2 separate regions of the Mus musculus genome follow, and region 2 is linked to region 1. A link is a loop called in an ENCODE intact Hi-C map of the cell type or tissue named here. Cell type or tissue: heart. All regions are shown on one strand. Links, peaks and the distances in the headings refer to the core of each region. The heading gives the core; the rest is flanking DNA. Region 1 has its middle 33 kb from the start of Gm46155. Region 2 has its middle 34 kb from the start of Celrr.

Region 1 (16,331 bases), core at 2,697-10,696:
ACACACACACACACACACACACACACACACTCAGATACATACTCATAAATTAAAAAGATGAAAGTTTACCAAAAATGTAAGAATCAGACTAAAAATAACCTGCCAGATGTAAATATTGATTCTGTTGATTCAGGCGAAGCAGACAGGGACTATAAGAAGCTTGGGCTGGGAAGCTGGTTCAGTTAGTAACGCGTTTGCAGTGCAAGCATTGAGATCTGAGTTAGATTCCCAGGACTCAGGTCAAAAGCTGAAGAGGACGATGCCCACGTTGAATTCGAATGCCAGGTAGATTCCTGTATTCCTTTGCTGTAAAGGGACACCGTTACCATGGCAACTCTTATACAAGAAAGTATTTAAGTGGAGCTTGATTACAGCTTCAGAGGTGGCAGAGAGGGTGGCAGTGCACAGGCAGATGTGGTATCTGAAACTTCTACATCCAGTTTGGAAAGCGGCAGGAAGACAGCGACACTGGGCCTTGCTTGAGCTCTTGAAACCCCAAAGCTCACGCCCTGGGACACAACTCCTCCAACAAGACCAGGTCTACTCCAACAAGACCACACCTTTTAATCCCTGTCATGCAACTCACTCCCTAATGAACAGCATTCAAATGTATAAGCCCACGGGGAGTCATCCTATTCAAACCACCACAGGGTATGTAGAGGTGAACGTGTGTGTGCACTTGCATGTAGAAGCCAGACAACAACCTTGTGTGTCATGGCTCGGGTGCCATCCACCTTTTCTTTGAGACAGTCTCTGGCTGGCCTGGAATGCACCAAGTAGGTTGTCCAGGAAACCCCCGGGGCTTTCTCTTTCTCTGCCTCCCCGGTGCTAGGATTACCAACACATGACTCTACCTGGCTTTTCCCACATGGATCTGAAGATCAAACTTAACTCCTCACTCTTGTAAAGCCACCTCCCAGCTCCTAGCTTTTGAAGTCCAGCAGAGGTTCAGCTGCAAGGCCAAGTGTCCATTTATTTGACAAAGAAAGGGCCTATGCTGTAAGAAATCTCATCCGTATAGAGTCTGTGTTTCTGTGTCATCATGAGGACCAGACAGTCTGTGGGAAATACTGCATTCAAAACATTAAATAATATTTAAGTTCTTACATCGTTCTCTAGTTATCCTAATCACCTTTGTCTGCCTATTGGCTCATAGCTCTGGATCCTCTGGCCATCAGCCTGTGATGGTTAATCCCAGTTTTCAACCTGAGATCGACTGGGCAAGCGTGCCTGTGAGATTATCTTGATTATGTTAATTGAAGCAGGAAGACCCACCAACTGTGGGTGTCACCATTCCCTGGCAGGGGTTCCTGAGCTGCGTACAGTGAGCAGCTGCATACATTCATTCCTCTTTGCTTCCTGATTGTGGGCCTGATGTGACCAGCTGCTTAAAGCTCCCGTTGCTTTGGTGTGATGGACTGTGAGCCAGAAGAAACCTTTTCTCCCATAGGTCACTTTTGGGAGAGTAGTCCCTGAGCTGGTTTGCAACAGCACTCAACATATTACGTCTTTACCACAGCCATAGCACCAAGATGTCAGGATCCAAGTCTTCTCTGGTGTGATACTATTTCTGGGAAGACATTAACAAGTAACTGCTCAACCCAGATAAAGACCAAAATAATGATACACTCAAGGTCTAACTTGGTGAGTCAATGAATTTGTTGGGTTTATGGAGTATGCATGAATCATGACTTATAGGACATGAGTGACTCAAAGGCAGCTGCATTGCTGAAAGGCCACCTCCACATTGATGATCACTCAGAAAAGCTGGAGACCTGGAGCTCTCTGCATGAGCTCCAAGCAAGTGGATAGGTGAGGCACCTCTTTCAGACAGCTCAGCTGCTCTCTGTCTTCTCATCAGCCCTTCCTGCTTATATAAGCTTGGAAGGAAAGTGCCTTGTGCATCCAATCACTTTCAGGGACTTCCTGAGACTCCTGAGTTGTTTCTTGTGTCTTAATAAGTTTCCTTTAGAATACCCAGAGTCTTACTGAGTTATGAGAGAAAATACTACATGAGAGCTTTATAATCCCACATGTGGCCATCTAAAATATCCCCATGTCTGTTACCTCAAGGCACCATATCTTAGCTGTCTCTTCTTTCATTCCTACCTTGGTCTCCTTGGTTTGCTGACTCTACTGTACTTCCAGAATCTCTCTTCTATGTTTCATCAAAATCTGAGATACCCTTTATAACATGGTTGTGGCCCACTTGGTGGCCATGCACCTTTGTCAGAGTCCCTTCCCGTGACCTCAGAACACATGTCCACACACTTCTGATATCAACCCCCTTGCCTCTCACAGACACTTCCAAGACAGATATTCTCTGTGTGCAGAGAATCCAGTGGTTTAGATGTGTCCAATCAATAGTCCAGAGACCATGCGCATCCCATGATAGTAACCTACCCAAAATGATAAATTGAATTTAAAAATGATGAGAGTTCTTTGTGATTTATTTTTTATAACTTGATTCTGTAGTTCTCCAGGGTGAACTTTGTAGATGACAGTGTTGTCTCACAAACTCCAAGAGGTAGACATGTCTGCAGCTGAAGACAGAATTGTGTACTTTGGTTCTTTCCAGGAGGTCACTGAGAAAGTCCCCATGCCTCAGTTTCCCCAACTGTGACCACATGACAAAGCCCATTTTCCTCATTTCACATGACTACTTGTATTCACTTACAAGGTAGTAGTGTCATGCTGATCTTCTTGAGTGTGTGTACATGTGTGTCTTTTAATACATTTATTTTTTATTTATTTGTTTCATGTGTGATCTGTGTGCCTATGAGTGGATATGATCATATGTGTGAGTGTGGCACACATGTGAGAGTCAGAAGAGAACTCTAGGCATCAGTACTCAAGGTCTACCACTTTGGGAGCAGGGTCTCTTTATCATCCATCACCAGGTAGGCTAGGCTAGCTCCTTCTGACCCCAGCTATCTGGATTCTCCCTTCTCCATCTCCCAACTCACCTTGGAGGTACTGGGATTAGAGTTTGCACCATGATCAGCTTTTTAAAACTCTGGGCTCTGGGGATCCAAGGTCACATAGGCAAGTGCTATACCTACTGAACCATCTCCCTAGACAGGCCATGTTTTGTTCTTAAGCAAACTATGTACAAAGACCTGGGAAATGCTGTTTGGAAGAGAAAGACCCTAGAACTCCCTTAGTTTAGAATTCATTGCCAGCCCAAGGGAGAAAGAAAGGGTAAGTCAGCCAGAGGGAGGAAGAGAGAGAGGGAGGGAGGGGGATGGGAGGAAGGGGAGGGAGGAAAAACACTGTGTGTGTGTGTGTGTGTGTGTGTGTGTGTGTGAGAGAGAGAGAGAGAGAGAGAGAGAGAGAGAGAGAGAGAGAGAGAGAATTTCTCTCCCCAATCAGAAAGCAAACAAACATCTATGGTAACAGATGTCGATGACCCTGATTATTCCAAGGTGCTTAGCATTTAGGTTTCTCAAGTAGTCTCCCTCCCCCCTCCCTCCTCCCCCTCCCTCCTCCCCCTCCCCTCCTTTCTTTCTCTCTCTCTCTCTCTCTCTCTCTCTCTCTCTCTCTCTCTCTCTCTCCCCCTCCCTCCCTCTCTCCCTCTGCCTCTCCCTCTCCTTCCTATTCCCTCTCCCTTTCCCCTTCTCCCACTCCCTCTCTCTCCCACTCTGTCTCATTCCTCCTACTCCAGTTCAACTGGCTCCCAGAGTAGAGGCTTGAAAAGAAAACACCCTCTTTGCGATGTGGTTCCTTCTCTCTCCTCTGCCAATGCCCACACCAGGCCACCCACCACACCCACAGGCTCCTGAGCTCTACTTGCTTCTCTCTGAACACAGAGAACAGGAGAGCGAACACTTTCATCCTTTGCCCCAGGTCCCTCTGAGCTTTTTGTTTCTATGGGAAATCACATTCAAGGTCAATGTCTCCCAAAGTAAACTTCTGAGCCCACCCAAGACTTTATCTGAATACTAAAACGGGGATGCCTTTGTTCTCTCTAAACTTACTCCGAGATGGCTAAAAATGAATTAATGATATCACACCTTCAGGGGTTTGAGGATTTTTTTTTCCGGGGAGGGGAGTTGGTGAGATCCGGAAGAGTCCTCATCTCTTTTCTCAAATAAAGGGAGAAGATGAGCGGCTAAGGACAGGGAGAAGAAGGTCTGTCCAGTTCTCTCTAAAGTAGACCCTGCGGAGAACAGGCCTGTGATTCTGGGATTAAAAGTTGTCTGCCGAAACTGTAAGGGCCATGTATATGCAAGCAGTTAGGAGTTATTACAGGGCCCCAAATAGGAAACCGTTCGCTTGATCTTTCTCTTCAATCCTATTAGGGGACCCCTGTAGCTCGAGAGAGATACCAGCCTGTCATGTCCCGGTTGCTGTGACGACCCTGTCTTTATAGAACAAGAAAGGGAGACGGTAGTGATTGGCAGACCTTGCTTGCCCCCGTATGTACAACAAAGGGCGACAAAACGAAGAGGAAGTGAGGCCCTTCTGGGCTTCTTAACCCGACCCCACCTTCCACCTGGCCATCTCGCCCCCCTCCCCTCCTCCGGAAAGGACAGCACCACCGCCTGTGTACAGATGTCAAAAGATCATTAATCGTGGGGTGGTGGTGGGTGTTTCTAATTGCAAGGGATACATTTTTTTAAAAAGTCTGTCTACCATCAAGTTCATTTAGCTAAAGCGATGTGGTGGGGACTTGAAGCAATGAAGGGGGTGCCTAAGGCGTTGCCCTGCGGGTGACTACCACACAGGGCCCTGTTGGTGTAAGGTTTGGGAAACCGGGAACCTTGGGGGGGGGGTGCGGTGGCCTAGCCTGAAAGTCCCACCATCTGGTGCCACAGTACAACTCGCCAGTCATAAATAACAGCCTGTCTTTTCACGTTTTCTCTGTGTCCTCCCCCCTCAGAGTCCCTCTAAAGGGGCTGCAAAATGGAAGATGGAGTTGGGGTTCAATTTCCCCTGCCGTCTGCGCGGGAAGGAGAAGGCGCGTCCAGGGGCGGGCACCAGGGGAGGGGACCACGAAGCCTGAAGAGTGGCAACGACAAAGGCCGCGGAGTTCTAGGGCCCTGCTTTTCTCCGCGAGCCACCCAGCCCCAGCCGGAGCCTTGGATTGCAAAAGAAAACCCGAATGAGCTCTGCCGAGGTGGCATTTTCGTCTCTTTCTGTCCCTTTCCCTAAAGCCGGCAGCCCTGCGGGGACGCGTCTCGTGTTAGAACTGCGCGGTACGCGGGCAAGGGGTGCTGCCGGGCGTCCCTGGAACCTGGAGCTCGAGGATCCTGGCTCCCAGTCTGTGGACACAATTGCCTCTTTTAGGTTTGCAAGGCTCCCGGGCTCTGCGCGCACACTCACTGCTGCCAAAACATTTCTCAAAGGTCCCCAAATAAAATCAAACCCGAGTAGTGGCCGAGGCCCGGGATTGCCCAGATAATGCACAGGGGAACAGAAGTGAAATCTGTTCTTTGGGGAGTCATGGGCAATAAAAGCAAAGCCGAGTTTAAAAAAAAATATTTTTTTCCCTTTTCTTTTGGAGGAATCGAAGGAGGAAAAAAGACCAAAAAAAAAAATGTTAAAGACGAAAGTTTAGAAAGAAAGAAAGAAAGAAAGAAAGAAAGAAAGAAAGAAAGAAAGAAAGAAAGAAAGATAATGAAATAGGAAATGAAGACCCACCCTGCAGCATAGCTGCAAAGTAAGAAAGTAACAACGTTTAACTTTGACGTGTGTCCCACTTAAAATAAAACTCTTTTATCTCCCTGAGAGCCGAGATCCCCAAACCTTGTTTGGACTCGGACAGAGAGAAAGAGGTGGTAAATAGGCGAATTTTGTTTCCCTACGGGTGCTGTGAGCACGATCTATCCAGGATCGTCAGACAAAGCCGGTGCCATGAAGCGGGTAACTTTTCCAGGTGAGACTAGAAACTCGGTTTAAACTCCAGGGCACTCCATGAAACCGGCCAAGAAAAAGTTGCTGAAGAAAACCCACCCATCCTTCCAGCAAAGCCCCCCCCCCTTCCATTCCCACCCCGGATTCCTCTCTCAAATGAATTACAATCCACTCTCTTCCGTGCCAAGTCCATCGGCTTCATAACCAAGCCCCCAAGATTTTAAGAAATAAACTTGAGGTTCGGAATTGAGAGGAACTGGAGTGTGGTTCTTTCAGCCAGACTTCAGTGTTCTTGGTTCTCTTCCCACCAGGCGTGATGAAGCAAAATATTTTAACTACAACTTACAAGCTTGTTTTTTATTTCATTTTCCCCTCTTTCTATACATTTTCTTTCCTTAGGAGAAACAGATCAAGGAAGACTAATTACAAGGCATGGCGAGAAGTCAAATGAAAAAGGATCCCATCAACGCAGAAAGTAAATTAATTTTTTAGAAGATAGGTTTTAGTTTGTAAGAAGAATACATTGTATTTAGTAACATTTGTTAAGATTTAGTTCAATCTTCAGGTTGGAATATGAGGGCTAAGCCTGAGGTCACTTTCTTAGTTGGAATTTCCTTAGAAATTCTAATTTGAAAACATCCTTGGGATCTTTGGTTTGCTTTATTTATAAGAAGCTTTGGGAGTATTTTTTAAAAGATATTATCATTTTGTTTTTGTTTTTTTTTTAAACAGACCTTTTAGCTTTAAACCACGGCTTTCAACTAGAATGTAAAAAATGCTTTTTGTTTGGTTGGTTTTGGGTGTTTGAGTTTTGTTTTTTACTGTGCTTTAGTTAGTCGGACCTTTAATTAAATTTTTTTAATTAAAAAAAAAAAAAAACCCTTTCTTCTTGATGACTATCCAGTCCCTAAAATATTCGAGAATGTTGGGGAAAATGTCCACTAACACAGGCATCTGACCAGCTACTTCAGGCAGAGCTTGATTCAGGGGCTACCCTCACCGGACCAAGGAAGCAGATTTTGTTATTCTGGTTGGCATTAACGGTGGTGGCTTGGGGGGTTGGGGTGGGGTCTCTCCTTTTGTGTCTATGAGCTCACTGTCACATCCCTCGCTCTCTCTATTAACATTTAATTTTCTTTTGGAAAATACAGAAGAAAGCTCCACAGCGTCTGGTCCTAGATGTTCTAAAGACGTCCAAATACCTAAATATCATGAGTATTTTCAAAATAAAACGCAATGTGTGCCTTACAACTTCTTTATTTTTTGATGTTTATTAGAACCGTCAACATTAGCCATTTCTGAATATGGTGGTTCTTGAACACACGAAGCGGCTGCTTAAGTTTCTTACACAAAATCCTGGAAATTGTCCTCCACAAATCTTTATCCAGCGCTTCTTCGGCTCTTTGACTCTCATCAGAAGAGGCGCGCTATAAAAACGTGGACGATTGCAACCTGAGAATGATTTATTTTTTACAAAGACGAACCTTTTCGGGCCATTCGTTTATTTTTAAATAGAGAACGGGCTTGGGTGGGTTTTTTTCTTTCTTTCTTTTTTTGGGGTGTGTGTGTGGGGGGGGGGAGGTTGTTTTCTTTCTCTCTGTTTTACTAGGCTCACAGGGCCAGGCGCAAGAAAAGAAAGCCTCGCTGCTGCTGCTTCTTTGCAGTTTCAACGGTGAATTCGCGCCACCTTCTGGTAGCTTGGAGGACAAAAACACCCGACTGGTTCCATAAAAGAATTCTTTTATTCACAATTGTGTCCGGTTGGTATCTGTAGGCGGAGCGTCCCTCTGCTTCTCTGAAAACTCCTGGCAGATTCCCTACAGCCTGGTTTTTATAAAGATGCTTTAAACTAGGAAACCAGTTTTTTTTTCCTTTATCTTGTCTTTGAAAGAGCTCTCTGAAATGAAAGCTGCATCTTTACATGATAGTTTACTGAACCGTCTCTGCCTGGTATATGGTTGGACTTCAGTAAAGGATGCGTGTAGTAGACTCCGCTATCCCACATGCGCAGTCCTCCGGGGAATGCTTGCAAACAAAATGGAGCCTATAACTGTAGCAGCAGAGAAACAAACGCCTTTCCTTCTTGGGTTCATAAGACCCCCATTGCCCACAATTAATCACAATGACATGTTGTATTCAAGCTCTTTGGTGAAGTCGGCTAGGTTCACATACATCTGGTTTTTCATAGATTTCAATCCATTCTGCAATACGGACTTCATGATATTAAACTTGTTGGTACAGCTCTTGGGTCTCCAAAATTAGCAGTTCAAAAATTTTTAAAAAAAGTTATCAGTTCAAGCCACTTTGGTGGCTCAAGACTTTAACACAGGCATAGTGAGGTCAAGGCTAGCCTGGTCTACATAGTGAGACCCTGTCTTCAAAGGGCCAACAAAATGAAACAAGTTAGCAGTGTGAAAAGAGGCAATTCTTCTGGTGAGAATTACCACAAAGATGGAAGTTGATACTTAGACCCTCAAGCCAAGCTCATTTTAAAAATCGAATGGGTGGCACAGAGCATGTGGCTGGGTTGGCCCTCATCTAGTTTGCACTATGTTCTGGGCTCTGTCCTCAGCACTGCATGAACCGAAACTCCAGCACTGGGGAGGTGGAGGCAGGAGGGTCGCTCAAGGTCATTCCTGTGCATAGCTCAAGGTCATTCCTGTGCATAGCTCAAGGTCATTCCTGTGCATAGCTAATTCCAGGCCATCCAGGAACTACATGAGATAGAGTTTCAAGGGAGGGAAAAAATGTATTCAACCAAAACACATAGGCATATATAGCCTACGTCTTCCTTCCAGAAAGTTCTTTCATCCAAGGAATAAATGTACTCTGTACTGCCATTTAAAGACTCTGTGGAAACATGGGGATGGGAAGACTGTGCCACAAATAAAGTATTGAAAGCTACGCAAAGATAAAGACTCCATGATTCACCCTGAGATTCTACATTTTTAAAAATTTCAGTCACAGCAGCATGCTTGTGATCTCAAGGACCCGCACCCTAGCTGTCCTCTACCTCCCATATGCAGTCACACATACATGTACCTGCACACAATGTGCATGTTTGTCTGTGAACACACACACACACACACACAAAACACACTCTAAGAGGAGTGAAAAAACTAACACTTTGCTGCAGTCTTGACGGGGCTCCAAATGTTTTTGTCAGCAAAGCTGTGCACAGAAAGATGGGTGCTATAATTGGGCTATCTCAGTGCAATCATTTTCTCCATTAGTCATTCATTATTTACGAGAACCATCCAAGTCCCAGTGCATGCCAGACCTGTGAAGTTAAAATAGCCCTGCAGACAGCCATGGGTGGGCTACGCAGCACACGGCAGTATCTACGCCTGACTTAGCAGGGGCCTCTCCAGAAGAATCATGCTGAAGGCATCTGTCCAGACAGGGCAGGTGACTACTTGCATGACATGAAGACAACCCCAACAAGAGAGACCAATAATTATTTTGTCATCAGCGTAATCTCAAAAATCTTTACTGCCAATGCAAGAAGGTTTTGAAGAAAGCTTCGATGAAGACTACATACATAGTTTCTTGAAGCATATTCAAGACCAGGACGCAAAGGATGGAGAAGAACACTTAAAAAAAAAGACAAGGCTGGGCTGGGAAGGTGATTTAGTGAATAAAGGATTTGCTGCCTAAGTGTGAGGAACCTGAGGTCTGATTCCCCCACCCCAGACACCGTAGCATGTATCTGTAATCAGACCACTTGTATGGGGAGATAGGGCATGGAAACAGGAGGTTTCTCAGGAGCTCATAAGCCAGTTAGCCTAATGGATAGAGCAGTGAACAACAAGGGAGTTTGCCTCAGACCAGATGGAAGAGGATCCACATCAAATGTATCCTTCAGCCTACACACATGTGCTACTGTGCACAAACACCTACACTCCTACACATGAACATGCATATGTATAGGTGTATGTGTATGTAGACACACACATGCACAAAAAGTCAATGTTGGGTAGATTTCAGTCATCAAATTAAGTGTGTGTGTGTGTGTGTGTGTGTGTGTGTGTGTGTGTGTGTGTGTACTTGTGAACCAATATGCTGGGAGCAGAACACATAGGTTAGGAAGGAATTTAACAAAATAATTCTAATCACTTACAAGAACAATGTGTTGAAGGTAGCCAAAATATGTGTGGGGAAAGTAGTAAAACCTGACTTAATCATTTGTTTCATACAACAACATGTGTAATAGGGTCACATGACAATCAGACCGAAATAAAAACCAGACAAAGGACACGGAAAGAGTTTTGTGTATTTACAAAAATTCAGTAAGGTAAAGTCAAATTAATGGTAGAAATTGCCAAATTTTATGGAGAGTTTTTTTGCTTTGTTGTTTTGTGAGTACATTAATTATTTATTCCAGAGTAGCATGTACACAACACACATGTGGAAGTCTCAAAACAACTTTCAGGAGTCAATTCTCTCTTTTCTCGTGGGTTCCAGGAACTGAATTCAAACCGTCAGAGCCGGTGGCAAGCAACTTCACCCACTGAGATATCTCCGTGGACTCTGATGTCCAAAGTTAGTAGAGAGTGTATATTGTGCAACTGTCAAAAAGGATACTCATCTTAATGAAAAATAAATTTCATGTTGCTAAAGGTTTACAAATAAAGACTAAATGTAGAAAGACACCCAAAGGGCACAAACTGGCATCTCCTAGCAAAGAAAACATATACTTCAAGAAATACTGAAATGGACTTCAGGAGGGGTAAGGAGGCTGACTCTGTTGATAAAGTGCCAACTGTGAAACCGTGAGGACCTGAATTTGGATTCTCAGAACCCATGGGTGGTTTTTGTGTTTGTTTTGTTTTGTTTTTAAGCAAGGTGTAATAGCGTATAGTCTCAAATCTGGGGACACAGAGACTGTCAGATCCCTAAAGCTCACCAGCCAATCTAGCCAATCCAGGGAGATACAAGGTCTCAAACAGTAAGACTCAGAGTGGTTAAGGAACACACACAACACCAACCTTTGATCTCCACACATGTGTGCATACACACACACTCACACACACACACGTGTTCTACATGTGTGTGAACACAGATGAAGATGTGTACACATTCATATTCAACACACTAGCAGCACACCAACTAGAAGATATTGAGGTTCCGTTTCCTATCTAATAATGCACACATACTATTCTAGATACTGTAACTTGATTCAACTGACAAAAATCTTAGAAGTCTCTTCACATCGAGTGTTGGAGAAGATGTGGGACCGCCAATCTGTGAACAAAGCTTCTAGAAAGAAAAGAGTCACCACAGAAAATGGGTTGGCATTTAAATCCTATACAACTTGACAACTCGGCTCTGGTTTATAACTAAGGAAAATCTTTTACAGGTAAATAAGACAAAACGTTTGTGAGTATTCAGAATGATGGTGGGCATGATAGTGGGGCTAAGGCCAGGAATGAGGAGTGTATGAAAAGATGTAGAATACGGCACAACTTAGCATGTGCAGCAGGTAGCCAAGATGAACAGAGTATGCTATCATTCAATGGAGTAGATCACAGGCAGTATGGTCCTTGTCATGATAATAAAATGGCTTGGGAGAGGTTAAGTGGGTCTAGTGCCTGCTGCACAAGTATAGGTCCAGCGTCTGAAGTCCAGAATCCATATAAAACCAGGGTCAGTAGAGGATGTCTGTAATTTTAGAGCTCCTATTATGAGACAGGAGGCAGAGAACCCCCAGAAAGCCATAAGGCCAGCCAGCCTGCTATATGTAGAGGGACACACACACACACACACACACACACACACACACACACACACATTACACATAGACAAAGATAGAAAAATTATACAAGCAATTAAAAACATTAAAACATTTCAATGAGGTCACATTTCGTAGGAAAGCATGTAGATAAGGTGGAAGTATAGAAAGAGAGGGTAAGGGCAGGATTCGAAATAGTTTCTCAAGGGATGTGGGGCAGGAGGATTTGATCAAAGACATTACTCAAGGTCCTAATTACTGTGTCATCGGTGCTTTTACAGATGTCTATTACTCTTGTGAAAGCTAAGAGAGCGCTACACAGAAAAGGACCATTGATGCAGCCATGATGAGAGTCTGTCACAGGTGAACAGGTCTCTGCACCCAAGATCCAGTCAGAATTAAAGGGAACATAACCTACAGATCTGCAGCACTTTCTTCTGGGGAAGGCTCCTACAGACAGCACATTGATAAGAACAGTTTGAGGGGATAACTCAATCAGTAAAATGCTTGCTCTGCCACCACAGGGACCGGAAATCAACCTCTAGAAACATACAAAAATGCCTGACACAGCAGCATGTGCTTGTAGCCCCAGCACCAGAGTCATAGGGACAGGAGGACCCTCCCACCTCTGGGTGGTGGGGGGAGGTGTGGCCAGCCAGGCAGCTTTGCCAAACCAGTGAGCTCTAGGGCAGTGTCTCAAACCCAAGAAAGGAATATAGGTAAGGCATGGAAATATACATGTATATACATACATATACACACACAGATAGGTATATACACACATGCACCTAAACATGCATGGATATATACTAACACATAATACATGCATACATACATACATACATACATACATACATACATACATACATACATAGTATGTACATACTCATGCATACACATGGAGAACAAAAGCTTCCATAAGAAGCTGCACCTTCCACACCTCCCACTGACCCTTCTACAAGGCCGATTAACCGATGAGAACTTCAGTGATGTTGGACTGGGTGGGATCTTGCAGCTCCAGATTAATCACAATTATCTTGGTTTGACTTCAGCTGCCCTAGCAACCATTCCTTTCCTACCTCTCTTTTCGAACTAGCATCTTTACTTCTAGCAGGTAAAACATTTTAGAAATGTATTAAATTAACATACTACTAGCTTCCACCAAACAAAAAGCTGAGAGTGTCGATCAGACAGCAGCCCCTGAGTCCTGTAGTTAAGAATTTTCCTCTTTGCTTGAATCTGTGCACCTCTTCTTTCCACCAAAGTATTTGAATGTGCTGTAGGCTGCGCCTTTCTTTGTCCTGTTATTAAAAAGGCTTCATCAAACTGTGACCATGCTGGAACAAAGACTTAAGATAACCTGAGTTTGTGTTTCCTGATCATGATCACCCATATTTGGCTTCAAAATAAACTCTTATTCCCTTACGGTGAGAGTTGTGTTTTTGTAATGACAATACACACATATATACACACATATGCATGCATATATATCCATCTATACACACATACACAAGTAACCAATAAATACATAGAAAATTTGTTCTAAGAAACAAGAATTCAGACAGCCATGAAAGGAAATAAGTTACTTGGTGGATGTGGCATCTGCAAGACTTTTCAGGAAGGTTTCTTCCAGCAGGTCAGCCGCACCCCCTGCACCGTTCTGGCCTTGGTCATAAATGCAGTGACAACAGCAGCAACCATCACATCTATTGAGCTTTTACCATGTGCCATGTCTGGCTATGCTCCCCACATACCTATAATAACCCAGGAGCTAGCAACTAGTCTGAGCCACAGTGTCCACAAGAGGAGACCTTCCACGTGCTTGTGAAAAGTTCCTAAGATTTACGTACGAGCTGCACCAGCTGCATCCTGCGGCTGTTGCTCAGACACATCAAAGAGACTGACATCTGTCACGAATAGCGAATCCTTCTGTACTTTGGACAGAGGGTTCTGAAAGTGTAGGAAGATAAGGAAGTCCATGGTTGTCAGTTCCATTTCTAGGGAAATATAAAAAGAAAATGGGGGCTGGAGAGATGACTCAGCAGTTAAGAGCACTGACTGCTCTTCTGAAGGTCCTGAGTTCAAATCCCTGCAACCACATGGTGGCTCACAACCATCCATAATGAGAGATCTGATGCCCTCTCCTGGTGTGTCTGAAGACAGCTACAGTGTACTTAGATATAATAGATCTTTAAACCGGAGCAAGCAAGGTCGACCAGAGCGAGCAGAGGTCCTGAATTCAAATTCCCAGCAACTACATGATGGCTCACAACCATCAATACAGCTACTATGTACTCATATACGTTAAATAAATAAATAAATAAATAAACAAATAAATCTTTTTTTTTAAGAATGAAAGTGGATAAGGAGGAATGCCAAACATAATTGCAAGAACATTCATTATGGCACTTTCTGAAGTAAAATTATGAAAACTCATGTGTTCAATTGAGAAGTGGTAGTTGGATAAACTGCAGATAGGTAGATACATAGGTACACAGATACATAAACACATAGATAGTTTTGTGGTTGTGGATTGGTGATAGACTGGATAGATAGATAGATAGATAGATAGATAGATAGATAGATAGATAGATAGATAGATAGACAGACAGACAGATAGATAGATAGATTAATAGACCAATAGATTAATAGATAGTTTTGTGGCTTTTGCTTGATGGTAGAGTGCTTATCTAACATTCTCAAAGCCTTGAGATTGATTACCAGTACCACATCACAAACAAACACAACAGATTTATATGCAGCTTAAGAAGAAACTTAAAGACCATGCACTCCTAACCAGTTCCCTCAAGACACAAAACCTTTCCAACATCACAATGATTTGCAAAACTTTTGTAAATACTTTCTCACACTTCTCCCTTTCCTTAAGTTCTGATGACCACTATTCTCTTTCTCCGTTTGCATAATCCTGTTTTTCTAAAATACCAAGTAAATGGAGTTCTATCTTGTGTAGCTTTGAGAACCAGTTTTTCCACCTAGTATATTGCCCACAGAGCTCCTAGGGTGTTGTATGTATCAATAACTTGCTTCTTTCTATTGGTACAGAGACACCAAATGTGTTTAACAATTCTCCCACTGAGGGGCATCCTGGTCATATCCAGTTTTGGAGCAATTACAAATAAAACCACTGTTGTGGTTATTATGCAGAATTTTGTGGGACAAAGGTCTTCATCTCTCTGGTACAAATGCTCAACAATGAATTGCTAAGTTGTGTGGCACTCTGCATTTTTGTTAAGAACTACCAACCTCCTGGCAAAATGGATGCACCACATTGGCAGCCCCACTAGCAATGTGTGAATAATCCATTTCTCCTTTCTTCCTCATCAGAATTTGGTGCCATCACTAAATTCCATGGTAGCCACTTTGATAGCTGAGTATTGATATTTCATTATTGTTTCTTAATACCTAATGATGTTCAATGTTGATTATGTGCTTATTTGAATCTGGATATCTGTCTCATGAAAGGTCATGTCTTTTGTCAATTTTTTTAGTTGGATTATTTAGGTTGTGTGTGTGTGTGTGTGTGTGTGTGTGTGTGTGTGTGTGTGTGTGTGTGCTCTATGTGCACATGTGTGAGGCCACATGTGCCTGGAAAGGGAAGAGGAGGACCTCTGTCACTTTCTACTGTATCTCCTTAAAACAAGAGTCTCCCTGTCTTCCTTTGTCACTTTACATAAACTTTAGGATAATGCTATTTCAACAACAAAAATATAGCTATGATTTCATAGGAATTGCTCTAAACTTATATATCAACTTAGAAAACATTCATATTCTGATCATGAAGACTCATGTGAGTCTTGAACACAGGATTCCTCTCCACTTCTTTGGAGCCATAACTTTCAGCACACAATGTATATTGGTTTTTTTATGTTTAGACCTGGGTGATAAGTGTTTGAGTGACTGTGAGTCACACTGTATTTCTAATTTCTTTCCCCCACTTACTGCTGACACCTGCAAATATCACTAACGTTGTATGATCTCAGGTATGACAACATTGCTAAACTTTTTTTTATTATTAGTTTTAGAAGCTTTGCTTTGTTTATATTTTGGAAGTATTTATTGAGGTGGGTAAGAAAAATCAATTCATGCACAAACAGGAGCTGCTTTATTTTATTTTATTTTATTTTATTTTTTTTATTTACCAAAGTATATGTTCATTTTTTACCTTATTGCAAGGACCAGAATCTCCAACACTCTCTTGAACAAAAGTGAGAGTGGGCATCCTTGTTCTGTTCCTGATCATAGGAGACAAGCATTCAGTCTTTCACAATAATATTGCATACTGCTTTATTGTGACATTTTAAATGTTGACATTTTAAAAATGCAGATGTTTGCTGTCAGGTTAATATACTTCTCTCTGTACATTTGTAGAATTTTTGTCAAGAATGAGTATAAAAATTTGTCAATCTCCATGGGCTGCAGCAATAGTTCAGTGGTTAAGAGCTGTTATAGAGGACCTGGTTCAATTCCCAGAACACACATGGAAACTCACGACCATATGAACTCCAATTCTAGAGGATCCAGTGCCCTCTTCCGGCCTCCAAAGGTATTGCATGCACTTGGAGCACAGATATACATGCAGGCAAAATACTTGTACCCATAAAATATAATAAATAAAACTTAAAGAAGAAAAAAGAAAAAACCTCTCTGTCAAATGCTTTTTGAATCAGTGTATATGGTCACATGATTTTTCTTCTTTAGTCTATGCCTGGTGGATTACAGTGAG
Region 2 (16,331 bases), core at 5,310-13,309, 130 kb before region 1:
TTGCAGTCTTAGCACTGGGAAGGTTAAGATAAGGGGATCTCTGAAGGTAGCATCCACCTTCTTGTGGTCTTGCAGAGTCAGTAAGCTACAGGTTCAGTGAGAGACACTGCCTCAGGTGGTGTGGGCTAAGCAGATGGCTCAGTGGACAAGTGTTTGCTTGCTCATATACTCAGCATATATAAGCCAGGTGGATGTGGAAGACTGTGTAATCCTAGCATTCAAAAACACAGAGACAACAGAGATTCCCTGGGGCAAGCTGGCCAAGTGGACTAGCTGAAAGGCAATGAAAAGCCCTGACTCAGTAAATTAGAGGGAAGGCAATTGAGATCCTTGATGTCAACCTCTGTCCTCTACTCACACATGCACCCTCATGCATATACACATCACATACATGCAATCATGTACAACACACACGCACACAAATATACACAAGTCAGTCATAATGTAGGGGACAATTGAAGAAGACACATGAGGCCATCCTCTGGCCCAAACATGCACACATCCACATAAATATTCACCATACACACATAAAAGAGGCACAGGGGTGTTACAAGTGGATTTTATTTGGAGGTGACCATGGAAACACCTTCTGTTATGTAACACTATTCCTGTGGAGATATGAACAAATGGAGATAGAAAACTAACGACTAAAGTACAGATACCACCAAAACCCATCTTGATGAACCAATGAGTTTTATTCAAGTTACTCACAGGAATATGGGTAAGGGGTTACATACAGGAGCAGACAGCTACATCACCAAAGCCCACCCAAGCATGGGTGACAGCTCACAAAGCTGAGAAGCTGGAGCACAGTGCATAGCCTGCAGGCAGCTCAACAGGCTGGAGACTGTCCTTTTCAGGTGCCTCATGTGGATCCAACCTCTTACAGGCAGTTCAGCTGGTCATTGCCTCTTACAGGAGTGTTATCTAAGAGTGTCTCTCAGTATTCCTTACTACTTTATTTGTTTGGATATTGGGGAGACCCTAATGAATCTAGTCAGATTCAGGGACTTCCTGAAGCTTTTAATTTGCCAACTTCCTGAGCTTAACAAGTTGTCCTGCAGAGTGAGTGTTTCAGCTCCCTGTGTCTGAAGGAGATTCCTTCCAAAACTGAAGGTTTTATCTACAAGGAAACTGTTACACAACACCCTCGGCTACCGACTCCATCCCTACCAAAGAAATAGTTATCAGCTTCCATGCAGGTGGAGCAAGCCCCACATGGCCCTCACTTGTGGTACAATGCATATGATTAATCACTGCTTCCAGAGACACCTCATCCATCATCACCTCAAAGCACACAGGAGAAAGGGGTCAGGGTCGAGAAGCACTGGGCACCAAGAAGGACCGAGGCTCTAGGTCAGTGATAAGATGTGTTCAGAGAGTGGGGCTGAAGGAGGTGGGAGCTAAAGAGCATTAAGCATTCACCCTGGCCTCTCTGATTGGTAATTAAGTGACTCTTCTTCCTGCGACAGTAGTGCAAGCTCCCTAGGCATCTGTTAGTCCTTCGAAAACCACTACTGACAAAGTGAGCTTTGCCCTTGGTGCACAGATAATGAGACCAAGCTTGACAGGTGTGGCACGATTAGAAAATTTCTCCATGAAGCTCATTCTGGTAGCCATTCCGCAGTAAACAGACTCATTAGAACTTGCGGGTCCCTGGAGGCAAAGCATGTTTGACATTATTAATTGGCTTTTCTGTATAAGGAGTCAAATAGATGAAAAGGTTTATCAAGCTGAAATAATTAATTTTGCCTGAATTCGCTGACAGTTCATTTCTCCTGTAAAAGATCATTTTAAGGTTCCCTCTTCCTTTTTTTTTCTTTCTTTTTTTTTTTTGAATTTCAAAGTTCAAAAGACATAATAGTGGCAAAAGTGAAGCTTTTTAGTAAATTATAATTAAAGGGAATTTAATTAACTTAGACCTGGGGAAGGGGGAAAAAGGAATTGCTATCTGTGTCTATACAGCAGTCTAGATGGTTGAACGGAACATGACTTAATAATGCATTAATTTTAATCTAATCAAAGTATAATAAAAGAGGTAATTATATGTTTAAAAATTACCAGACTCAAATAGTGAGTTAAAAAAAAAAGAAAAGAGAAAGAAAAAACACTTGCTACTTCCTCAGCTTCCAGTTAGCGAAGTTCTAATTGTTGTTCTCAGAGTCTTGCTTATTTAAAGGTGGGAGGGGCCATGGGCAGGAGGTTAATTGAATAAATCATTGTAAGAACTCTTGTTAAAACCAGGATGAACTACAAAGTTTGCATTTCCTGACTGTAAAAGATCCTGCTTCCTTTTTTCTCTCTGTCTTTCTATGTCTCTAAAAATAGCAAATGATTCCCAGTGTTTCTTTCTATGTGTTCCCGAGTGTTCCCACGCCTACTCCTTGACAAAGCCCAATCTGGGTTTGCATGGGACTCTACAGAGTGTTCTCATCTTCTGTCTTCACCATTTCCATCTCCAGCCAGGCTCTTTGAAGTTCCTTGTGAGAGATTCTGGCCAGATATCCTGGGCATCTCTCCTTTGAGACTGGGGGATTGTTCCAAAGAACACCAGAGCCTCATTAAAAGCATTTATGAACAGGGATAGTTCACTGAATAAAGACTGAAGGCTGCAGAGATGGCTTAGTGGGCAAAAGCACTTGCCAAACAAATACGAGGAGCTCAGTTTAAATCTTCAGAACTCCTGTGGCAAGACTGGAGGTGGAGACAGGAAAATCGTTGGAAATTTGCTGGCCAGCTAATGTGAAGTGCAAAGCAGAAAAATACAGAGGCTCTGTCTCAAACGAGGAAGAAGGTGACAGCTGACATCTGAGGCTGTTCTTCAACCACTGCACTCATACCTTGGCATACACATACCCACATTCACATGCTGGAAGGTGTGGGTACACATGCTCACACTGGATCGTGCATGGGGGGACAGAGACAGAGACACATGGAGAGAAAGACAGGGAGAGACAGAAAGACAGAGACAGACAGACACAGAGAAAAATAGAGACAAAGATAGAGAGAGGCAAATTGAGTCTCTTCTGCCTTTTGCATTTTGTAAAGGACACAATATTCTACGACAACGAATAATCTTGTTATATAGATCCATCTATTAGTATTAAAGTTCCAAAAGTTTCCAAGCCTCCCTGTGGTGCTGCTTACTGGCTAATTCCCCATGACTTGCTCAGGCTGCTTTCTCCTAGAATCAAGGACCGCCTGCCCAGGGATGGCACTGTCCATGGTAGGCTAGACCTTCACCTGTCAATCATTAATCAAGGAAGTGCCATCAGACTTGCTGTCAGAGGGGCTTTCTCAAATGGGCTTCCTCTTCCCAGATGACTCTAGCTTGGGTCAAGTTAACAATGAAACAAAACAAAACAAAAACAAAAAACAATCAAGACCTAAGGTCTGGTTAGGGGAGCTGTGCAGAGTAGTGCTACAGTACTTGGTACTAAGTCCTGGTCCTGTTCTTTAGGGTAATCAGGTCCTTTATACACAGGATCAGATTAAGCATCCTTGAAGACCTCCTTGGTTGAAATGGGTCTCCTCACTCAAGTCCTAATGGCAATAAGTTCTTTCAGCTTCTGACAGACAGAAGGACGGACAGATAGATATATGTAGATAGATAGATGTGCATAGATAGGAATAGATAGATAGATAGATAGATAGATAGATAGATAGATAGATAGATAGATATAATTGATATATAGATATATCCATGTATGCGAGAGCAGTGCACAGATGTGCATAATCTCTATTCCAAAAATGCCCTGTGGCTATTGTTTTTCCCAATAAATTATATTTATCTGGGTCTCATATAGTCCAGGCTATGTAATTGTGGGTAACTTTGAATTTCTGACATTCTTACCTTCATCTCATGCGTGCTAGAATTATAGTTCTGCATTATCACATCCCATTTGTGTAGTGCTGGGTATCAAACCCAGGGATTTGTGCATGCTAAGCAAGCTCTCAACAGAAGGAGCTACATCTTCAGCCTCTTCTCCATCCTAAATAGGAAGCAGGAGTTTGACTCCGTAAGATTCATCATCATTGCCAGTCCAAGGAAACTCAGCAGGCAAAACCTCTCACTCTTGCTGCATTACTTTTGGAAAGCACAGGGTCATGTCCACCCTACACCAAAACAACTGCTGGCTCACACTTCGGAACAGAGAGGCCGGCCATGAACCTGGGCGGCTTCATTCACAGGTTGGTGATTAAAGCTGATTGTCAATTTGATTATATTTAGAATCATCTAGAAAACAAGCCTTTGTAAGGCACTTTTCAGATTGGGCTAATTAGGTACAATGACCCTCCTAAATGTGAGCAGGCAGTATTCTGTGTGGTCTAGAGAGTGGTCCACAATAGTCATCCCTTCAGTCTTGAACAAGAGAGTTTGAGCATTTGGCAGGCAAAAGTAAGATGAGTAGGGGCTAACAGACAGAGAGAAACATGTTAGATGGCAAAACATCATCGAAGCAGGTGCTTACGAAATCCAGCAGAAGCCCAATTGAGAGAGCAGACAAAGGTGCTCATCGAGGGCTTACAAACATCCAACAGAAATTAGCCAGGGAAACCTGGTTCAGAAAGACAGCTGATGAGGATCATGGCAAAGTATCCCCATTGAGCAAGGCTCTGAAGAGGACAAACTGCCGCAGAAAGGGGACCAGTCATCACACTATTGGGATCTGGTGATCTTCCAGCAGAAACCGACTGGGGGAGTTGAGGCAGTTGAGGCAGCTGGAGTCCTGGTTGAGCTTTCTTTCCTGGCTGAGGCCTGAGCTCAGCATCTCTCCCCAGCCCCAGGCACTTTTATATCATAGGGTAAGCACGAACATCTTCCTTTGCTTTCTGAACTCTTAGCCATCTGCAATTTTCTTTTCCTTTTGTTATAGAGTTAGGAAGCCGCCCTGCTCTCAGACAGGGAGTTTTAGAGGAGATGGGGCAAGTGTTTCCTTACTTCCAGAGTCACTTCCAACAAGCTTAAGCAGCAAAAAGCCAATTTCCCATTGAATAGTAAGGAGACTGTGAGCTAAGCACAGCATTCCAGCTCTCTGCTTTCTGACTGGAGATGGGTGCCGTGTAAGCAGCTGCCCCATCCTCCTGCCATCTTTCCTTCCCCACCATAATGGACTCTACTCTTGAACAGTAAACCAAATAAACCCTCCCCCTTAAGCTGCTTTTGTTAGGTGTTCTGTCACAGAAACAATAAAAGTGATGGGTCCATACATGGTATCACGATCCTCAAACAAACTGGTGAAATTATCCCCGTGTGGAAGATGAGAACCAAAGACTCAGAAAGGCAGAGAAAGTCGCCGAAGGTCACACGCACATAGGTTTGGGAGCCCGGCTGCCTGACCTCCAAACCTGCGTCATTTGCACCAGAAAAGAGAAATTCAAAAAAGTAACAGATATCAAATTCCCAAACCATAAATACTTGTAACATTTACCAGAGAGTTAACATTTGGGGTAAGAAATGTCAGAACCCAAAAAGCAAATATCTCCTCCCTTGCACAGAGGAACGCTTGAAAAGATATATTTAAAAAAAAAATCTGGGGAAACTTGAGAGCTTCAGTCAAACACCACCCAAACTTATTGTTCCTCGTCTGTTCCACTGCCTCCTTGCGTTAGCCCCTTGATTAACTATATATTAATGTCCAGGGGCCATCCTGAGTCAAGGGCGGGCACGGCCTGACTAGAGCAGAATAGAGAGGAGGCTCTCTCTGCAGAGAGACTCAGGCCCAGGGCCATCATCATTCAACAGCATTTTTTCTTCTGAAGTCAATACGTTGCTCCCTCTCAAACATGCTTAAAGAAAACACACATTGATTTATTCGCAATTCTGAGCTACTTATCACATGCTAATGACCGCTGTGTGGAAAAACACAGTCTGAAAAAAAATCCCCTGTGCAGAGCATAGTCACTTTGCCCAGGGAGCAGAGGAAACAGCTAAGTCCCCTTGCCGTTCCCCCTCCTCTCCCCCAAACCATCCCCCCCGCACCCCCCCCCCCGCCCGCCTGCCTGCCTGCCTGCCCAATCCTGTAATTCACCAAGACTTAGCCACTTAGAAGAGGATGTGTGTGTGAGTGTGGTCATTTCCAAAGACTCCAGAGAGAGCACACATCCACCCACACCCCTGCACCCCCTTTCATTCATTAACCCCCCAGGGGCCAAGACTAATTAGATCAGCTTGCTCATTTTGAGCTGATAATTGATTTAAATAGGTTGCTCATTTGAAATAGAAGAAAAGGCTGCTAAACATTTGGTGGTTGGGTCTTTTTTTTCTTCTTCTTTCCCTGCAACTTTCAATTGCTTGTGCAATGTAGCATAAAATGTCGAGGTCTCTCTTTTCTTTTCTGTCTCTTTCTTTTTAAAGGGTCCATAAAATTAATTACAATAAGGAGGCAAGCAGCAGGGGCAGGGGGTTAACTGATGACTCTAATGAGCAGCCCCAGCTTTGCTCATGCTGGTTGCTAGCTGCAAGGGGCTGGGGCTTCAAGAAACTCTGCAAAAGCCTTCCTACAGATTCAGTCTGCATGGCAACCAGAGTAGCTTCTCCGAGCTTCCAACAAAAGGTTCCTGCCTTTCCAGTGGTCGGGATGCTCCAGAATTGTCCTCTTACCATTAAAAACAAAAATACTCTTAAGACACCATTTTATGATACCCCACACCCCACGTCCCCCCTCATTTCATATACTTTTGGAGAGATCGGAACTTTAAGGAAACAGCTTGACCCTACTCTGAGTTCTGAAGACTTTCTTTGCTCAAAGGGTCTTTCATGACTGGTCCTGCACCAGATGGGTGGATTTCAAGTGTGGACCCCAAAGTTTAGACTGGCTCTTTTTTGGAAAATAAATGGTCCCATGAGTTTATGCGGCTTCACTGACTGGATCCATTTGAGCACAATGAAAAGGTCTTTTGTCTGCAGCCTGGAGGGCAAGGGATGGGTAGCATTTGTGACTTGCTCTACAAACAGTTCTTGCAGGAATTTACTGTGCCCATAGTTGGGAGCCGAGAGCAGTTGCAAAATCATTAAAAATAAATACAATTATTGGAAGTTGAAAAATCAACCCCCCACCCCCGCCCAAGCACATGCCAGGTGTATCCCACAAACAAAACTTGCCAGGGAAGCAGGTGGGAGATTGAGTGTGATGGACAGACCTGGGTTTTCATCTACATGTAGTCCTTCCTGGTGCAGATTAAGTCACTTACCCCTTTGTAAGCTTGATTTCCTTGCCTGCTAAAGGCAGACGATGAGGTCCGTTTGGAGGTCTATGATAAGAGTCGCATCATGTAACAACCCAGCAATTCTGCACAGCTTTGTGTTCTCACAATGGGAAGGCATAGGTCCTTGCACATAGTACAGTGGCTTTAACGCACACTCAAGAATTACAGAATACAGAGCCCGGGGAGGTGGCTCTGTCCCTAAAATGCTTGGTGTACACATGAGGACCTGAATTTGAATCTCTACCCCCTGAGTAAAAGGCTGGGTACATGGCTATGATGTCATTGCTGGAGAAGTGAAGATAGGGAGGTCTCTGGACCCTGCTTGGAGGCTAGCCTTGCCAAGTATGTGGGGTCTGGGCCAATGAGAGGCTGCCTGAAAGAGCAAGGTGAACAACATTCCTGTAACACCTAAGGGACACACACACACACACACACACACACACACACACACTCACAGGAAATGCAGTGAAAATCCTTTTTTAAAGGGGGGGAAGGAGATGCATTCTTTTTTGAGGATATGGCCACTGGTAGGCTTCCCATGCTCGAGGGGATGCCCCCACCCACACACATATGGCCAGCACTAACTGGACTCAGTTATCAAAAAGAGAGAGAAGATATGAAATTGGGAGGGGTGTGATGGGGGAGTTGGAGAGGGAAATGTGGGGCGGATCATATTTCATCGAACATCCGCATGAAAGCCTCAAGAATTATTTCAAAATTTTTAAAATGTTTTAAATGGATTTTTTTTTTACTGCACATGGACAGACCCTTTTCAATGCTCCCTGAACAGTACAGTGTAGTGAACGTCCACTGGCATTCACACTGCTACAATTAACCTGGGCATGAGTGAAATTGCAGACACTCGTGGGTTCTGTATACCCTTTTGGACAAGGTTTTGAGCATCTGCACACTTGGGTGGGATCTCACAAATAATAAAGGGAGAACACTGGACCTATGATACAAAATACATTTCTAGATCACCAAAAAAGGCCTTTTGTCCTGGATTTTTTTTTAATTTGAACTTTTTGAGAATTCCATGCATGCATTATATTTACATCATCTCCACCCACATTCCCTTTCTTAAGACTTTTGCTGTTGTTGTTCTTTATTTGTGTGGTATCTGTGTGCATGTGCATGCAGGCACCCATGGAAGTCAGAAGAGGGCATTGGGTTCCCTGGTGGAACTGAACTCAGTTCCTCTGCAAGAGCAAAAAGCATTTGCTGCCTAAAACTGCTTATTATATTTAACAGAGAGGCCAGCAGTTTCTTGTTGCATCTGGGCCTTACAAATTTGTCTCATCCGTCCTGATTTGCCCACCCTCTCCTCCATACACTAAAGCTGTGAGGCCGCTCTTCAGAAACAGAGAAGCGAGGTCCTGTCCATGCCGGAGGCACAATGCGTTCATATGTACAAATCACATTCACTCTGCTCGCCAATAAATTCCAACGGCACTGTAGCCCTCCCAGTTCCTGTAGGCCCGGGCCTGCTCACCAAGGAAAAACTGTGAAAGAGTGCATGCTAGTGGGCGAAGGTCAGAATCGCAGCTACTACTTCCTACCCCAAGCAGAACACTGGCCTTTCAGGTGGATGACAGAGACCCCACCCAGGAGTTGACAACAGGCTCTTTTAATTCAGCATTCATGTGGCACAACGTTCTTGGCCTTAATGACATAGGAGTTTAGGTCCAGGTAATCTTTTTCAAACCAACCAGTTGTGAAATATATTGAGAAAACACTGCCAATTTCCAATCCTCTGGACTGAACACCGAAGGTAAATAATAATGAATATTTATGGGACACCTGATTGCCTAAATGAGTTCCCTAAGGTATGAATAATTGAATGTGCATATGCTAATTAATTGGGAAAAGCCAGTAGGTAACTCCTTTTTATTTGCATTAGCCTCATTTTGTTTCATTTCTTACAAGTATTACTGCTCTCAGTTATTTCCTATGCTTCAGTGAGGTTGAGTGTCATTGAGAGAATTCTTAATAGACACCGTGATTCTTAATTTCAGTGACTGCATAAGCAATGGCAGAGTATGAAGGGGTATTCTTAGAATATAGTTTCTTTGCTTTGCCTAACAATAAAAGCTGTGATTCATTGGTACTTCCTGTCAGCTGTCTTTGTGGGTGTGTGGAGTGAGTGGGTAGAGTGTGTGTGTGTGGGGGGGGGGTATGTATGTATGTATATGAGTGTCTGTTTATTCACGCATACACATATAGAAGTCTTCTTCTTTCACTCTCCCCCTTATGTTTTGGGGCAAGGTGTGTCTCTAAATTTGGAGTTCATTGATTGACTATTCTAGCTGAGCAGCAGGCTCCACTAGTCTCCATCCCCTGCCCAGTAGTAGGGTTACAGGCATGAACCATAATGCCTGGCCTTTGAGGTAGGTGCTGGGGATCCTGATGCTCATGTGGCAAGCAATTAGCTTACTGGGCCATCCCTGAAACCCCAAACATCTTTCACCTGCATCTTCTGTGTTAAATCCTCAGCAACATTTTAAGAAAGAGATGCTAAGACTACAGTTCTTTTCTTGGACGGGAGCTAGACTCCTGGGTCAGAAAGCCACCCCTGGAGCTGTGAGCTGTGAGCACTGATGCATAGATTTATGGTTCTTCCTGTTTAAAACTTGTCTTTCCAGGGGCTGGAGAGATGGCTCCGTGGTTAAGAGGGCTTGCTGCTCTCTCAGAGGACCCAATTTCTGTTCCCAGCACCCACATCAAGCAGTACACAGGTAATTCATGATCACTGTAAGCCCAGTTCCAGGCGAGCCAACTCTGTCTTCTGGAATTTATTTGAGAATTTTCTTTTAAAAGTTGTCTTTCTAGAATAAGCTCCCAATCTTTTACCTCAGGTACAATGTCTGAAGAGCGTCGCCTTTCTCTAATCATGATCAATGTGGTCCAACTTGGTGTTGGAGACAGGGTCTCTTGTGACCTGGATCTCATGGATTCAGCTAACCTAGCTGGCCAGTGAGCCTGGGATCCTTCAGCACTGAGATTATAGATGTAAACTGCTATTGCAGGCCTTTGCTGTGAGTTTCAGGGGCTGGAACTCTGGCCATGCTTGCAGGCTATTTCAGACTACAGTAATGCAGCTTTACCCTCCTCCAAATTTAGTGACTTCAACCAGCACTGATCATTTTGATTCTGAAACTTTATCAGGGCTCAGCAGAGAGCTAATATCTGGGGTTTGCTGAGCTCAGCTGGATGTGCAACGGTTCTTAGCTGAAGTTCGTCTAAGGTGCATAAGGCATTTCTTCCAACTTGTCTCTCCAGCGAGCCCATCACCGCTCAGGGGCTTGATCCGAGATTCTTTGCGTGGCCCCAGAACTTGAGAGCAGAAGCTACATTGCCTTCTAGCCACTTTACTGTGGAATGAATTGCATCGTTTCCATGACGAAAAGCAACGTGGAGAAATGAGGGTTCACTGTATCTTATCAGCTAGAGTCTGTCACCCAGGGAAGCCACGGCAGGAACCGGCAGGCAGGAACTGAAGCAAAGACCGCTGCTGACTGGCTTGTTTCCTCTGTTCTGCTTAGCTTGCTTTCTTAATCCAACATTGGCTACCAGCCCTGGGATGGCACCACCACAGGGGGAAGAGCCCTCCCACGTAACCGTCCATCAAGAATGCACCCCTATAGGTCTGCCAGTGTGATGGAGGCAATTCCTCAGGTTGGAGTCTATCCAAGTGTGGGTGGTTGTGAGAATGGCTCTGATAGGTTCATATAGTTACATGCTGGGCTTTGAGATTTCGAGAGCCAACGCCAGGCTAACCCCCAATGTCTCTCCCTTCCTGCGGTCTGAAGATCTGGGTGTAGAACTCTCAGCTATCTCTCCATTACCATGTCTGCCTGGATGCTGGCCATGCTTCCCACCATGATGATAATTGACTAAACCCCTGTGATTGTAAGCCAGCCCCCTCCCAATTAAATACCTTCTTTTTGAAGAGGTGTATGGTCCTGGTGTAGCTCTATGTGTCCAAGTTAGTTCTAAGCTCATCTTAGACCAAAGGGAAGGGAAACCCACTCCAGGAGAATAATGTATGACTAAGGAGATTCCTTGTTGGCAGTCTGTGAAAATGATCTATCAAATTATATGCTCGGGTGACAAAATCCAGAATAGTAACATGAATTTCATTCCTGACCTGAATCTAATATTTATTGTGGATGAAAAATGAAATCCTTTGGTTCTAAAGAACAAATTAATTTTGAGAGACAAACTTAGCATTATCAGGTTCTGTTCTCCATTAGCTGCGAGAATTCTTGTAGCCGGTGATTTGTAGATTGATTTATGACCTGTATCCTAGACATAATCAGCGGACGACCAATTTGTTTATTACATGCAAATCGCCTAGGTGAGACTATTAAAGACAAGGTTGGGCTGATATTAAGTGTAATTTGAGGCAAACCAAGAAGGATTAGGGGGCTTTCTGATGGATTGAGGCAGAGAGCTGAAAGTCGGCGCTGAGACAGATCGCTGTGTTCAGCAGGATATTTTGAACCAAGAGTTGTTAGTAAATACAGATACAGAACTGGTTAAAAAACATGATCATGAGCAGACCAATCTGGCAAATTCTTCTAGAAGACTAAGGCAGCTGTTTGCCCACTGGACATTGTTGAAATGAAAGGCAATGCAAAGGAGCAGAGTTTTACCAGGGACTGAGGATCACTGGTGATGGGTAATCTGCCGATTGTTCCGTGTGCGTGTACATGTATATGTATGTGTGTGTGTGTGTACATGTATACACATATGTTTGTCCGTGTATATGTGTATGCAAGTGTGTGAGTGTGATTTTTTTTAAATGTTTCTTTTGTCTGGGTTAATTATGAGCTGCCCAACTGGACCCAAACAGGAGCAGCGAGTGCTTTTAACCCCTGAGCCATTTGTCCATTTCCACCAGCCATTTTGGAGGACAGCCCATGAACCCCAGGCTGCCCTGAAACTCACTGTGAAGCCCAGAACAACCCTGAACTTCCCATCTTCCTGCCTACACCTCCTGAGTGTGAGGATTGCAGACAAGCCACAAGCACCAGTGCACCTGAGCTCACGCAGTACCAGGGAGGAAGTCCAGGGCTTTGTGCGTGCTAGGCAAGCATTCTGACAGAGCCCCTGCCCCAGCTAATGTCTGAGTTCCGCTGAGACATACCTGTAGGACACCATGGCAATAAGGGACATGCTTCAGCCTGTAAGTCCCTGACATGAAGGGTATGAAATCCTTTAGAAGAGGATTTCAGGGATCCTTATTAATCAAGGTCCATTTGTATCTAATTACACCCTGACTAACTATCAGAGCTGACTTCTAGGCCATTTGCTTTCCGGTCTAAACAAGAATTTCTCTGTGTCAGTAGCTTTAAGCCGTCACCAAGGAGGCTCGTTGGCAGGGTTACCAGTGTACCTTTGCCACGGCCCCTCTCCTCAGGTCTCTTCTTGTGTCTCACCTATGAGACTCATTAGCTATAGAAAACCAAGACATCTGCTGCCGAGTGAACAAATGTCTTTGTGTGCAGGCTGCCTTTGAGCGCAGCTTTGTCTTCTGGCTTTCCTGTAGCAATGGATCCACTGGACGAAGTCGCTGGTCGAAGCTTTCTGCAACTTCCCCCAGGTGATCCTTGCATGGTGATCTTGGCTCCACAGTTAACTGCACTCTTTGCTTCTCTTATTTTTGTGACGAGTGCCAGGAACAATCAGATTAAGGAAGGAAGAGTTTATTTTGCCTCACATTCTTCGGACACACTCCGCCATGGCAGGAAAGGCGTGGTGGCAAGAAGGTGAAGAGGCTGGTCACATGGCACCCACAATCAGGAAACAGAGAGGGATCCGTGTCAATGCTGAGATTTCTTTTTCTTCTTTATGCATGCTTTTATTTGTGATATGCATGTGGATAGGTCTCTCTTGTGGGACATAAGTTCAGGTGCTCACAGGCCAGAGGTGTCAGATGCCCTCCGGAAGCTAGAGTTACAGGAAGATGTGAGCTGCTCAACATGGGCTCTGGAACCTGAACTCTGGTCCTCTGCAAGAGCAACACATACTCTTAACCGATGAGGCGTCTCTCCATCCTGCTTTCTCCTTTCTAGTCATTCTGGGATCCAAGCCCATTGTGTGGCACTGCCAACAGTTAGGGTGGGTCTTCTCACTTCAGTTAACCCTCTTGAAAATCTTCTTCACACACACATGCTCAAAGATTTGTCTCCTGGGTGATTCTAGACCCTGTTGAGTTGGCAATCAATGTGAACCAGCACAATTCCACCCCTCATCAATTCTACACTCTAAACGATCCCCTTTGAGTCATCATTTTCCAATTCTTGTTCCCATAGGCTTGGGACCATCTCATAATACAAAATACAATCAGTTCAAGTTCAGAGGTCTTCATAGTATTTAATATTAACCTAACCTATAAATCAGAAGATATTAGAGGGGTCTGGAAATAAGGTCTCTCTTTGTCATATGCAAGACCTGCCTTAGTCTGTAAGATAAAGTATCATTTGGCATTATTATTAAGGAGGGTAGCCTAAGCTGACATCAGCCTCCCGAATTCTGGAATCACAAGCATCACTATCAAATCTGGCCAAACATGTTCTTTTTCCTTTAAAATAATTATCATATAGTAATTCCAAATGCTTTTCATTTATGCATATAATTCATTTTAATCATTTGATCATGTTGTTGTCTCCTGTTTCCTCTCCTGACTCCTGACAACCCCCTCCTCTTCTCAAATTGTCTCCTTTCCACTTTCTTTTTTCTTTTTTTCTTTTATTTTTTATATTATTTTATTTTTATTTACTGTGCATGTGCATACATGCCTACATATGTGTATGCTACATGTGTATGTGTGTGTGCATGTATGTTGGGGTATGCTGTGTGTGTGCATGTGTGCATTGTGTGCATTGTGTGCTTGTATTGGGGATGTACTTCATGTGTATGTGCATTTATATGTGTATGCATGTATGTGAGGGGTGTCCCAGTGAGTTTAATTAGAGCTAATTACAGAAACATGGGTGGGGATTAATTACTGGTGTATAGACAATTTACCAGTGGTTACACTACTGAAGACATGGGTTCACATCATGAAGATGTGAAAACATGGGTTTATTAAGAGAAAAATAGTACTGTAGTGTCAAGCTGCACTAATCTCAAATGCTGGTGTTCCCTTTACACTCAGCACGTATGCTTCCTCTCAAGTAGGGACGATGGGATGAGACAATGTGCTACAAAGACTGGAGGAAGCAGCCTCGCAGAGCAGTGCAAACACTGCTTCTGATTATTTTGTTTCTATTCTTTACTATGTGTGTCACTGGAATCTGGAAACCAACAAATCCACCCCCCAGGTCAAGTGTCCTGAGATGTATTTTAAAGGTGGGGGCACTGGAGAGATGGTTCCAAAGATAAAACACCCGCTGCTCAAACATTGTCATTAAACTCAGATCCCCATAGAACATACAAGTGCCAGGTGGGCATGGTATCCTACCTGCAATCCCTGTGTGCCGAAGATGCTCAGAAGAGGGAGACAGGATCTCTGGAGCAAGCTTTCTAGCTAGACTACCTGAGTCTGAAGGCTCCGAGTTCAAAGGAGAGATCCTGATTCAATGAGTAAGGTGGAGAGAGCTCAGGAAAAATACCAGATGCCAACTTAGGACCTCAAAACCCATGTACACAAGCAAACATGCACACACCATATCTACATAGGCATACACATATACATAGATAAGAAAGGGCCAGCCTGGGGGTGTAGTTCAGTCAACACAATGCTTTCTTAGCATCCACAAGGTCCTGGCTTCAATCCCCAACACCACATAACCCTGAGGGTAGCACACACCTGCTACCCCAGTGCTAGGGATGTGGCAGCAGATGAATGACAAACTGAAGCTCCATCTTGGATACATCATAAGTTGTAAACCAGACTGAGCTATGAGAGTGATTCTCTCACACAAATAAAGCAAAACCCCACAGATGAAAACCAAAATGATGCCATAATTTCCACTTAATCAAGAGCTGGTTTTCTTGATTCTTTCAGCAGAGAGGAGGTGGCATCTCCAGAGGCAAGACTCCTGGAGTGTGGGTCCTACTGCTCTGCCCAGCACAGTGCCCCTGCAGAGCTGCAGGCAAGAATGGACTGGCCAATAACAATCTGCCAGGTTAGGAAGTGGAGCTTCATCGCCCTCCTGCGAAGCTCTGCTCTATGTGCTCGCACCCAGCACTCACAACTGTCAAGAAGGCTCCTCTGGAAAGGAGAACACAATTTCACCTTGGCAGAATAAGGCGTCAACATTCCAGGCAGCTAGCTAGAGATGGGGAGCCAGCTACGCTCAGAGCTTGATTTTGCATGGCGTCAGTTGAAGGGACTCTCCAAGCTTCAACCAGCAGGCTTTGTCTTTTCTTATTTCTCCTTTTGCCCCACGACTTGACACTTTACCAAGTTCAGTCTATAGCCGTGGCAGTATCATTTCTAGACAAATAGAGCAGCTTGGTCTCCGGGGCTAATTAGACCATCACAACCTCGCATTCTGGAGTTTGGCATGGGGACCACTGTCAAGCTGGTCTTGTTCTGCTCTGACATTGTCTTAGCCTGCTCTCTCTCCTCCGCTGGAGTCTTCTTTCTACACACACACACACACACACACACACACACACACACACACTATTCCTCCGTTTTCTGTTTCCTAGTACATTTGCCAAAGTTTAACTTGAGATCAGTGGTGTTGGTAGGTATAAAGATGAAATGAGAGTTGTCAACTTTTGGACGATCTTGGTCTGATGCTGGAGCCCAAGGAAAGAGGAAAGTGCAGTGCAGCCACAAATCCAAGCAGAGTTCACTAAAGTATACACTACATTCAGTAGCTTAGGGTGCTTAAAATAAAATACTATCAGCTGAGGCACTGGAACACTTCCTTACAAATACCACAGCTTTAATGATTTAAAATTACATTTGTTTTCTCCATGGATATTACATGTAAGTAATATGTAAGTACCACGGCAATGTAACCTTTATCAGTTAATTTAGTGTTTGTAAAATGTATGAAGCTTTATTCATTGTGTGTGTGTGTGTCTGTGTGTCTGTGTCTGTGTGTCTGTGTGTGTGTACATGCAGTGACAGCATGTCAGAGGACAGCCTGCAGGAATTC

What was found. Hi-C counts contacts between places; a loop is a spot of excess contacts. Peaks named below come from ENCODE experiments on the same cell type or tissue, not always from the same donor. Only the 100,000 strongest peaks of a DNase experiment are listed, where the experiment ranks them.
Region 2: a loop joins it to region 1, with 2.3 times the contacts of the local background. A loop is called at or near these places in 4 of 42 quality-filtered maps.

The regions. Positions count from the first base shown.
Region 1 is chr1:121,172,970-121,189,300 of GRCm38, forward strand. No RefSeq gene overlaps it. Among named protein-coding and RNA genes, the nearest start is that of Gm46155, 33 kb to the left of the region's middle. In heart, for the core only: a CTCF peak has its summit at 7,560 (motif pointing left); a DNase peak (open chromatin) is centred at 7,542; H3K4me3 peaks cover 827 bases; H3K27me3 peaks cover 4,782 bases.
Region 2 is chr1:121,045,208-121,061,538 of GRCm38, forward strand. No RefSeq gene overlaps it. Among named protein-coding and RNA genes, the nearest start is that of Celrr, 34 kb to the right of the region's middle. In heart, for the core only: a CTCF peak has its summit at 8,737; no DNase peak of the experiment used is centred there; H3K27me3 peaks cover 365 bases.